Regions from separate parts of the Homo sapiens genome. Here region 1 is linked to region 2. The links are chromatin loops, found by intact Hi-C in ENCODE. Cell type or tissue: tibial artery. All regions are shown on one strand. Region 1 has its middle 39 kb from the start of LINC02205. Region 2 has its middle 9.1 kb from the start of LINC02205.

Region 1 (5,000 bases), 48 kb before region 2:
CACATTGAGAATAAAATAGTAGTGTTAATTGTGATTTTTTTTTTATCATTACCCTCTTTTACAGCTGAGGAAATCAGACAGGGCTAGTGACCTATGTAAGGTCACACAGCTAGAAAACCGCAACACAATTAGCCAGGCATGGTGGTGCACGCCTGTGGTCCCAGCTGCACCAGAGGCTGGGGTGGGAGGATCCCTCGAGCCCGAGAGGTGGAGGCTGCAGTGAGCCATGATCTTGCCACTGCACTCCAACCTAGGTGACAGAGCGAGATCCTATCCAAAAACCAGCCAAACAAAAGAGAAATGGCAACACTGGTATTCATATCCGGGTCCATCTGATACCACTACTCCCCATTCAAAGATTTTAGTCCTTAAGGGTCAAGTTAAGAAGAGAAGCTCTGGAGTCCTTGAGCCCCAGAGCAAGGCCCCTGCAAAGGCAGCTGCCAGAGACTATGGCAGTCCCCAAAGAAGGGAGAGAGTCATCTTGATAAAGTCATGGGGGTAAGGCACTCTAGAAGGGCCTTGGGACTTCTCAGTAGTCCCAGGGCAATGGCTCTGGAAGAAAGCCATTTCCAGAGGTTGCCCATCCATGAAGACCAGCCAATGATTATGCCGAAAACACTCAGGGAGACAGCTCAGCAAGGCCAGTGGGTGGTGAAGGGCAAAGTCAGTGGGTGGTGAAAGGACCCCTGACCACAGATAAACATAAAACCCCACTGCCCAACACCAGAGCAGATGCATGACTAGCACCCACCTGTAAATGGTGGTAGCTGAGCATTGTATCACTCAAGACCAAAGTGGCAGAAGCCACTTCTGGTGAAGCATCCTTCCGTGGCAAGCCCACATCTAGACACAAAGTGGGCCAGGTGTCTGGAACCTAAGGGGAGCTTCCCAGCTCCCTGAGTATCCATTTTTCCAGCTGTGAAATGCAGATGATCAGACCCAGCTTCCAGGGCAGTTCTGAAGACTAAGGTTGGGTATACACAAGACAGAGTAGAAGGTAAGGTACAGAGTGTGATTAGCTTTCCTCCATGCATATCAGGGTGCTGGTAAGGTGTACTTGTGACCCTCTGCTCACCACTGTGCTCCTAATGCTCCTGCCCAAACCTGCTTCCCATTCCTTCAGAGAACTGGCTTCAAGATGGGCTTCTTCTGAGCTTCTCTCAATGTGACCCCCACACCTAATGGAGAATAAAACTGCAACTTGAATATCCCTGGACAGGTGTAGCTGATAGTTTTGTCTCCATGTTCTGGGGACCAATAAACATAAAAACCCTGACTTCCTCCAAAGATACTGAGTTTTCCATCATCAGTAGGTTAAAGGCAGAGGCCAGCACCACTTAGAGAAGAGACTGCAAAAGGGATTCATTCATTGAATAGAAGCCTTCAAAATCCACAAGGGTCGTCCTGAGCCTCTGATGCCCTGTGGTTGGACTTCATAACTACTTGGAAGGCAGAGCTCAAAGCCTTCTTGATAGAGGGCTTTCTGCCTATTGAAGGTATTTATGGGCACACAAGTTCAAAGCCAGTACAATATTGGCATGCAAGAATGAGAGAAGAATGAGGAGACAGGGTAGGAGTAGGGTGCCCCCATGGCCCAGCAGACCTTTCTGCGAAAAGGGCTTGCTCACTTCTTGAAATTCCTGAAACTCCACCTCTACAGCCCCAGAAGGCTGAGCTGTGATAAAATCTACCCTCTCCCAAGGCCTGAGGCACACCAGGTATCCAGGAGGGAGATGAACTCACACTCACTTCCAGAAACATCTTAAGATTCCACGATGGTTGCTCTGAAAATCTGTTGGAGGCTCAGAAAGGCACCAAGGCCGCTCTTTGGAAGACAAGCAGACAGCAGCGAAGGGAACCAAATCCTCAATGACTCTGGGGACTGGAGCCTTTGAAAAGAGATGGTTTAATGAAAAGGTGCTGTCAAGAGCTAGCCGCCTAGAAGGCAGCTAGTCCTCGGCTGGCTGCTTTTTCCCTGTTGCCTCCCTTCTCGCTTAGTCAGGAGCTCCTGCTCAGCCCTGCAGACCCCCAGACCTCAGTGCCTGAGAATTAATCCTTGCTGGTTTGGACAAGAAGGAGCCATAGCCCTCAAATGCACAGGCCTCCTTGATGCCTGGAGACTGTCCTGTTACCCAGCCTGTGGCCCTGGGTTCTAGACCTGTTGTCCCTGCCGACGCTCCATCTGCCACTTCCCCAGCCAGGTGGTGACCATGGCAACCGTGGCTTGGAGAAGACAATGCAGCCACAGATGGTTTTCTACAGATGGGTCAAGTGCACAAAGTTATTCATTGTTTGGCCAAGGGGACTTCTAGCTTAGAATTAGAATGCACCTCTAGGGAGGACTTAACCTTGACAAGTAATTTCTTATTTAATTTTCAACACTCCTTTGATATGGGTACTATTATGATTCCCATTTTAGAGACAGGGAAACTGTGAAGGAATTTGTCCTTGGTCACACAGCTAGGAAGTGACAGAGCAAGGATTTGAACCCAGATTGGTATTATTACCAATTATTATTACCAATCTGGGTTCAAATCCTTGAATCCAGTTCAAATCCTTGAATCTGACAATAGATAGATTGGCTTTAGAGTCAAGCTCACACACTTTCCTCCTTGCCCGGAGCTCCCTAATGCTGACACACTGTCTTGGAGCACCCTCTAGATGCTCATCTGATGCCTGATTCCTTGGCCCCATCTTTAACCTCCAAGTACTTCCAGGCCTGGCCTTCCCCCCGGGCTCAGCCTCCTCCTCTACAACTGCTCTCCCTGCTTCTGTTCTGCCTCTGCTCTTCTTCCTGGGTTCTGGAGCTGCTGCCACCTGCAGGCCTCATGTGCAAAGATGCTTGAGCTCTAATACAGGATGTCAGAGCAGGAGGGCTGGGGACTGAATCCCTGCTATGTATGCTCCGCCGTGGTGGCCAAGTGAGGGCAGAGGCCCAGGAGTTTTAGTCTCCTGGAGAGATTTGCATCTGGGCTATTCTGCAATGACAATCTGGATCCCACAGGAAAAAATGGGGGTGCACTAAAGTCAAGTGCACATAAGCAGTAGGAGGCATTGAGATGAGCTCCAAGGGAGATCTTACATCTGAGATGAGTCAGTCTCCTGCTGTAGTCCTGCCTAAATGCTCTCAGAAGGAATATTTTGTGTGTGTTTCTATACTACCTTTCTTTTCTAGTTCAGGAAGGTCTTTACTCACTGGACCATAATGCAGCTGGAGGAATGTATGAAGCTATGAGATGTCCCCGTGATTGAGATTAGGATGGGCTCTTTCCCTCCAAGTCATAGATACAATCAACACTGATCAGTGAGGGATCAAGAGAGCCACAACCTCGTGGTGACAAACAGATTTAGAATCTGCGGCTGAAATTCAGACTGCGCTGCAGAGCTGGGCATTGTCTGCCAAGGGACCCAGTCCAGTAGGAGAGAAAGAATAAGTCTACATAGCTCTGGTTTTATTTCTAGATTTGCCACTGGGACACTGTGCCAGCCTCGGTGGCCACCTCCCTTGCCCTCCATAGGTAATTCACATAGAGGAAGAAAGTGGGTGGAAGAAAGAAAGAGTAGTGGTTAACTTTGCACCCTGTAAGAGGTAAGCACTACGGGAGTTGCTTTACATAAACTACCTCCCAATCCCCTAGGGGGCAAGTAGCAGATTCCCACTTTAAAAAGGAGGAACTGGGCTCAGAAACATAAACCCCAACATCACACAGCGACTTAGTAATATGTATGGAATGCAAAGCAATAACAATAGCAATAATAGTAATACCAATCTGGCAACAGTTGATATGTATGTAGAACAAGCTGTGTTCTGGACAATATATTGATTCCTTGAAACCTCACCCAAAATCCATCAGGTCAGTATTATTATCCCCATTTTACAGATGAGGAAAATGAATATCGAGATCTGTGAATCCCACCCAGTGCCAGCCGCCCTGACATCTTTCCTCTTCATGTCACAGAATTGTCATGAGGACCAATGGCATCGGGCAGCAGAAAACATTGCATATTCCCCAAAAGAAAGTGGCCCCTGGGCTTTCCTTTGCTTCCTTCCCAGAGTGAGCCATGCTCTGGAAGGGATATTTCCATAGCTGTCCTCTTACAGCATCAGTAAGCACCATGACTTTCAGGAGTACAGGATTGCACCTTTGACGGCTCCAGGCCCACAACCGATTGCATTCCTAGACCACAGGGAAGGGCAGCAGATCACTGCCTCATCTGCCCAGAGCTGTGGAGGCAGCAAAGGGTGTTTAACCTCTGCTGGTGAATTGAAAGCCCAGGAGCTGGTGCAGATTCATTTTGTTTTATTTCTTCTGTGCTCCCATAAAACGGAGTAGGGGGTTTCACAGGTGCAAGTACTGCTGGGGAAAATCCTGGGGGTGGGGGCAGGGTAAGGGTGGGGAGGAAGAACTGGCTTAGCTGCCAATCTGGAATGGGTAAGCAAGTGGGAGAACGAATAGGAGATGAAGGACTGAGGATAAGAAGGGTAGGAGAGGGAGACAGACAGACAGAAAGAAAGACAGAGATGGAGACATAGAAACAAAGAGACAGAGACCAAAGCAGAGAGATAGGGAGAGAGAGAACACCAGGGCCGAAACTCTCCTCACTGACGCTGCTACTAGAAGGTTGGGCTGGGCCTGCGTCTGCCCAGGGCATGTGATTCTTGGCCTCTACTGGTCCTAGAGTTCTACCACCTTCCAAAGAACAGAGCAGAAAGGCTGCTTCTAGTCCAGGAACTTGCAGGATGAGGCTCCATCACGGTGACTGTACTCTAGATCAGCCTCACCACACTACCTGCAGCATGCATGGCCTCCTGAGCATGCTCATGTGTGCCATGCAACCTCCTACAGGAATGAGGTTAGAGAATGGAAATTTAAGCTTAGAAGGAGAGGCAACATGTTTAGGGTCACCCAGGAAGTTAGTTTCCTGCAGAGATTGGAGCCCCAGCCAAGGAGTTCACCATCCTGCAGGACCAGGGACCTGCTGATTCTTGGAGGTGAGTC
Region 2 (5,000 bases):
ACACATGGACATAAAGATGAGAACAGACACTGGGGACCACCAGAGTGGGGAGAGAGGGAGAGGGGCAGGGGCTGAAAAACTACCTATTGGATACCATGCTTATTACCTGGGTGACAGGGTCATTCATATCCCAAACCTTGGCAACATGCAATATACTCGGGTAAGAAATCTGCACATGTAACCCCTGAATTCAAAATAATAGCTGAAATTTTAAAAAAGAATTTGCTGGTGGGGCACCCTTCGGAGTTGGCAGCAAACCAGGCGGTCGTCCCAGGTGAATCCTTGAAGGTAGGGCTGGCCCTACCCAAAATTATGTACTCCATGCTTGGCTCTACAGCACCCTCTTCCTGCCAAGTCAGGCCACTACCACTGTCAGTGCAGCCCAGAGACTTGAGCACCCCACAGTGGCCGCACCTCTGCTCTGCTGGCCCCAAGTAAATGGCACACACAGCATAGTGGCTCCAACACTGAAGATTTTTCCTGGACACAGCAGCCCGTGGCCCTTTGTTGAGCCACACAAAGACAAAGCAGCTCAATTGCGATACCTAGCAGGCTAATGTAAGCTTGTACTCCCCCAAATTAAAAGGGATCAGTGGCATATATTAGTTATGCTAGAAAAAGAAACAAGATAACATTTTTTTTTTTAACAGAAAAGCAAAAATGACAGAGGTGCAGAGTGGGGAGAGGTGGGGCGAAGAATGAGGGGAAAAAAATCAATTTTCCACAAACTACATTCCAGGGCACAAAGTGGAGAATGGGAAAATTAGTTTCCAGAACGACTCCTGTCTACTTTGTCCAAAAAATAAGGTTGACCTAGGAAAGTCTAGTTGGGGCAGAGAAGTGCAAACCGCGGTGGGATAGCAGCCTGGCCGGGTCCTGTGCGAGCAAGGGGGCACACACTTCACCCAGCCCTACGCTCTAAGGGATCCTCACTACCCAGCCCCTGCTCAGGAACCTTGACTGCCTTTGTCATTGGCTGCAATCGGCACAGGGCCCTCTGTCTAGCAATGACAGAAAGTGCCTTTAAATGCAGAGTTTTAGAGTGCCCCCCAAATGATCAAGTACAAAGGGCTGAGCACTGCCTGTGAAATGAGAACTGACAGATACATTCTCTACCCTAAGTGCTCATACAAGTAACCCAAATGCCTTCAGCCCTCTGGATTTCAAGGGTCACCTTTCCTCTAATAACCCAATCACTGCCATCCAAGCAGCCATCTCATATGGCAGCAGGGAGGCCAGTGTTCCCTGGGATTTCTGGGCCTCCTCATGGGCTCCGAACATGTTCAATAGGATCAACAGGACACTGATTTTTCCTTATTACCTCCACCCCCAGCTATTTGGTCCCAGGCTGCACCTGCACTGCATGGGGGTCACCTCCTGCCATCTCATAATTTGATTCTCCAGGCCACCGCATGCACCACTCCCTGACTGTTTCATCTCAGTCCTGGATGCGAGCCAGTGTCTCCACCCTCAAACTCAGCTAAGACCAAACCAGTATGTTAACACAATTTTACTGAAGGTTTAGGCATGATTTATGTACAACATGGAGGTTAATTTACAACTGCTGCTAGAAGTTACTAGTCTTAGAGCTCATCATCGAAAAACCTGACCTCAGAATGTTTGCCCAGCTCCCAGCAGGCTCCATATGGAGGGGAGCAGCTCTGTCTCCAGGAGCCACCACACCCCACCGTCCATTCTTTTGGCCCCAGAGGGAGAAGAAAAGCCTCCCCTCCCCAGGCAAGACCTGCCTCCTTCCATGCCCCAGGACATCCCTTTCCTTCAGGAGAAATTGTAGGCCTCCACAAGGTGTGGTCTGACCACCTGGACCCAGTCCCAACGATCAAAATGACTCCTGGTTTTAGGGGTCACCCTATTGAATAAGGGAAGTACAAGGGCCGCCCAAGCCCAGTCCCGTGCACAGTCATCTGAGAGGAAGAGAGAATGCAGCTCGCTCACCTCTTTTGGCCTAGTTCAGTCTTGGCTTCAGATCTCCCCAGAGAAAATTCAAGAAACGAGGATGAAAACAGCCTAGCGGACAAACAGTAATTTTCCAACATGAACTATTGTGAATCTAGATGTTGGAGGTAAGCAGGACTCTGATGCCACAAGATCAGGCTCTGCTAACACACTAGGTACATTCTAAACAGACACTGAACACCACAGGCTGCAGCCTCTGCTTCCAGGGCGCTTCACTGACGTTTCAGAGATTCCTCAAGAAAAATGGGCAGGTATCTACTGCCTCGACTTAAAGACCTCACCAAGTGGGACTGCCAAAATGATGAATTCCAATCTGCATCCTAGATTGCTGCAAATGTTTGCAGGTCCCCAGGGCAGTTTTCCAGCTCCAACTTGATTTTATAATCCAGTGTCTTATCAGATACTCCACATTAAATACATGGAAAATTGAGAACCCCTTTGTCAAATGTATCCAGGGGAAGAACAGCTGCAGTCCACACTCTTATTCTTCATCTGTCTCCTTTTCATCCAGGATCTGCCTCTGGATCCCATTCTGTCTATCCATCTAGCTTCCTTCTCTTTATCTATGTATCTACCTGTCATCTATATCTACCTATTATCTCTATGTATATCTGTCTACCTATCATCTATATCTACCTATCTATCATCTATATCTGATATGGTTTGGCTATGTCCCCACCCAAATCCCATCTTGAACTGTAGCTTCCATAATTCCGACGTGGTGTGGGAGGGACCCAGTGGGAGATAATTGAATCATGGGGGTGGTTTCTTGTGGTAGTGAATAAGTCTCACAAGATCTGATGATTTTATAAGGGAGTTCTCCTTTCGCTTGATTCTCATTCTGTCTCGCCTGCTGCCGTGTAAGATGTGCCTTTTGCCTTCCACCATGATTGTGAGGCCTCCCCAGCCACATGGAACTGTGAGCCCATTAAGCCTCTTTTTCTTTATAAATTACCCAGTCTCCGGTATGTCTTTATCAGCAGTGTGAAAACAGACTAGTACACTATTTATATATAATCCCATGCTAATCTTTGCTGAAATGGTCACCTTTCTGCATCAAAGCATTCTCAGGCTCTGTCTGTGACTGCTCACAGGTTGGACTTTAAATTCCTAGTCTCACCCATTGGATTCTACATCATTGTCCAGCTCTGTTCCTAGCACTTCCAAAGACTCAGTCAACACCAAGAATTAAGATAGCTTGTTTCCCTTCTAAGTGTGCCTCCTGCAAAATGCCTGCTGCTTCTTCATTTATGTCATCTTATTAAATTTATAAGTTTTCATTTCTAAAAATTTGAAAAATGCAGAAAAAATACTGCCTTGAAAAATATCTAGTTTGTTTAACAGCAATACAAAAATTTTTTAAAAAGGAAAGAATCCTATTCCCAAGACCCAGAATTAAACACTGTTAACTCCTTGGTATAGTTGTTTTCAGGGTTTTCAACTTTAAAACAAACAAACGGAAAAAAAAACTCACTGTATAAGTATCATTTTTAAAAAATAAGTTCATTATAAAGAACTTAAACAGGCTGGGCATGGTGACTCACACCTATAATCCCAGCACTTTGGGAGGCCAAAGCGGGTGGATCACTTGAGCCCAGGAGTTCAAGACCAGCTTGGGCAACATGGCAAAACACCATCTCTACAAAAAAAAAAAAAAAATATATATATATATATATACACACACACACACACACACACACACACACACACACACACAAATTAGCTGGGCATGGTGGTGCATGCCTGTAGTCTCAGCTACTCAGGAGGCTGAGGTGGGAGGATCGCTTAAGCCTGAGAGGTGGAGGTTGCAGTGAGCTGAGATCATGCCACTGCACTCCAGCCTAGGTGACAAAGTGAGACTCTGTCTCCAAAAATAAATAAATATAAATAAATAAAGAGGGTTCTCCACCCAGTTTTGACCAATTGTTGCCTCATGAGAAGGATGCAGGACCAATGTTCCTAATTCTTTCAATTTTCAAGAGAAGCCAGAAATACGGATTTTACATGGAATTTTCAAAAGTGGGCAATGAATTCAACAATTTTAAAATGTGCTGACCCCTCCAAAAAATGTGGGACTCATCCAATCCCCAGTCACATATTTGCAAGTCAGTAGTAAACGCTCAGTAAAGCAATGTGCTGATGCTGGTCATGCAGTTTGCACATTTGTTGAGGCTTTGGTGAGCCTCACCTGGAAAATAATATGCTGTGTCCTTTAACAGCTGCCCTCTGTTCGAGTGAAACAGCTTGAATTTCCACACTGGATAAACTCCATGCAGTTCTCTTGGTTCTGACTCTGTTTACCCCTGGCCCCTCACAGTCTTCTCCAAGGCCGGACTGTCTTGGCCACCCTCAGAGCACCTAGAGTGAGCTCAGGCTGGAAGTGGCAGCAGGAGGACAAGGGAAGCCACCAAAGGCCAAGAGCTGCAGAGGCTCCATTGCCAGCAGGTGGCCTGCACCAAGGGATCTATGGAATGCTCGGAGGACTCCCTGCTCTATCTAGTCTTCTCTCGGGCAGCAACTTCTCCACCCATATGTTGAAAAAGAGGAGATGCCATACACAACTGAAGCAGCAAAATCACTGAGTCTGTGTGACTTGGAGCAATAAGGCCAAGTCCCTAGCCATATCTGTGAAAAACATACCGAATTCCAACTGTCCTGTGGTGTGTACCTGTGCACACACCCATACTCACAAAGACGCACTCGGGGACAGTCATGCGTGCACACACACACACCCACAAATGCATAAGCACAGGAGCACACCCAGATTCCCACCCAGACGCTTCCACCTGTGCCCGCTCCTGCCACCCCACCCTGCATGCCCACAGGCACATAGCATGCACTTGCCTGTGTACACACGCGCCAGAGAGGAGAGGCTTCCTGGAAAGTCTGGTCTGCAGCACTGCCCTAACTGGGAACCAGCTTTACCAGCAAACCCCCTTCCCCCAGCCCTGCCCAGGGAGTCTGCCCCAGGCAGGGGCGCACATGGTGGAGTTGATGACCTCAGGTTCATAGAGGAGTTTCTC

The links. A loop is a pair of places that touch in the nucleus more often than their neighbours do. Peaks named below come from ENCODE experiments on the same cell type or tissue, not always from the same donor. Only the 100,000 strongest peaks of a DNase experiment are listed, where the experiment ranks them.
Region 1: a loop joins it to region 2, with 10 times the contacts of the local background. A loop is called at or near these places in 14 of 110 quality-filtered maps.

What each region holds. Positions count from the first base shown.
Region 1 is chr15:70,464,295-70,469,294 of GRCh38, forward strand. No RefSeq gene overlaps it. Among named protein-coding and RNA genes, the nearest start is that of LINC02205, 39 kb to the right of the region's middle. In tibial artery, a CTCF peak has its summit at 2,834 (motif pointing left); DNase peaks (open chromatin) are centred at 2,177, 2,807 and 4,717.
Region 2 is chr15:70,512,576-70,517,575 of GRCh38, forward strand. No RefSeq gene overlaps it. Among named protein-coding and RNA genes, the nearest start is that of LINC02205, 9.1 kb to the left of the region's middle. RefSeq lists enhancers at 198-277, 4,202-4,778. In tibial artery, no CTCF peak of the experiment used is centred here; no DNase peak of the experiment used is centred here.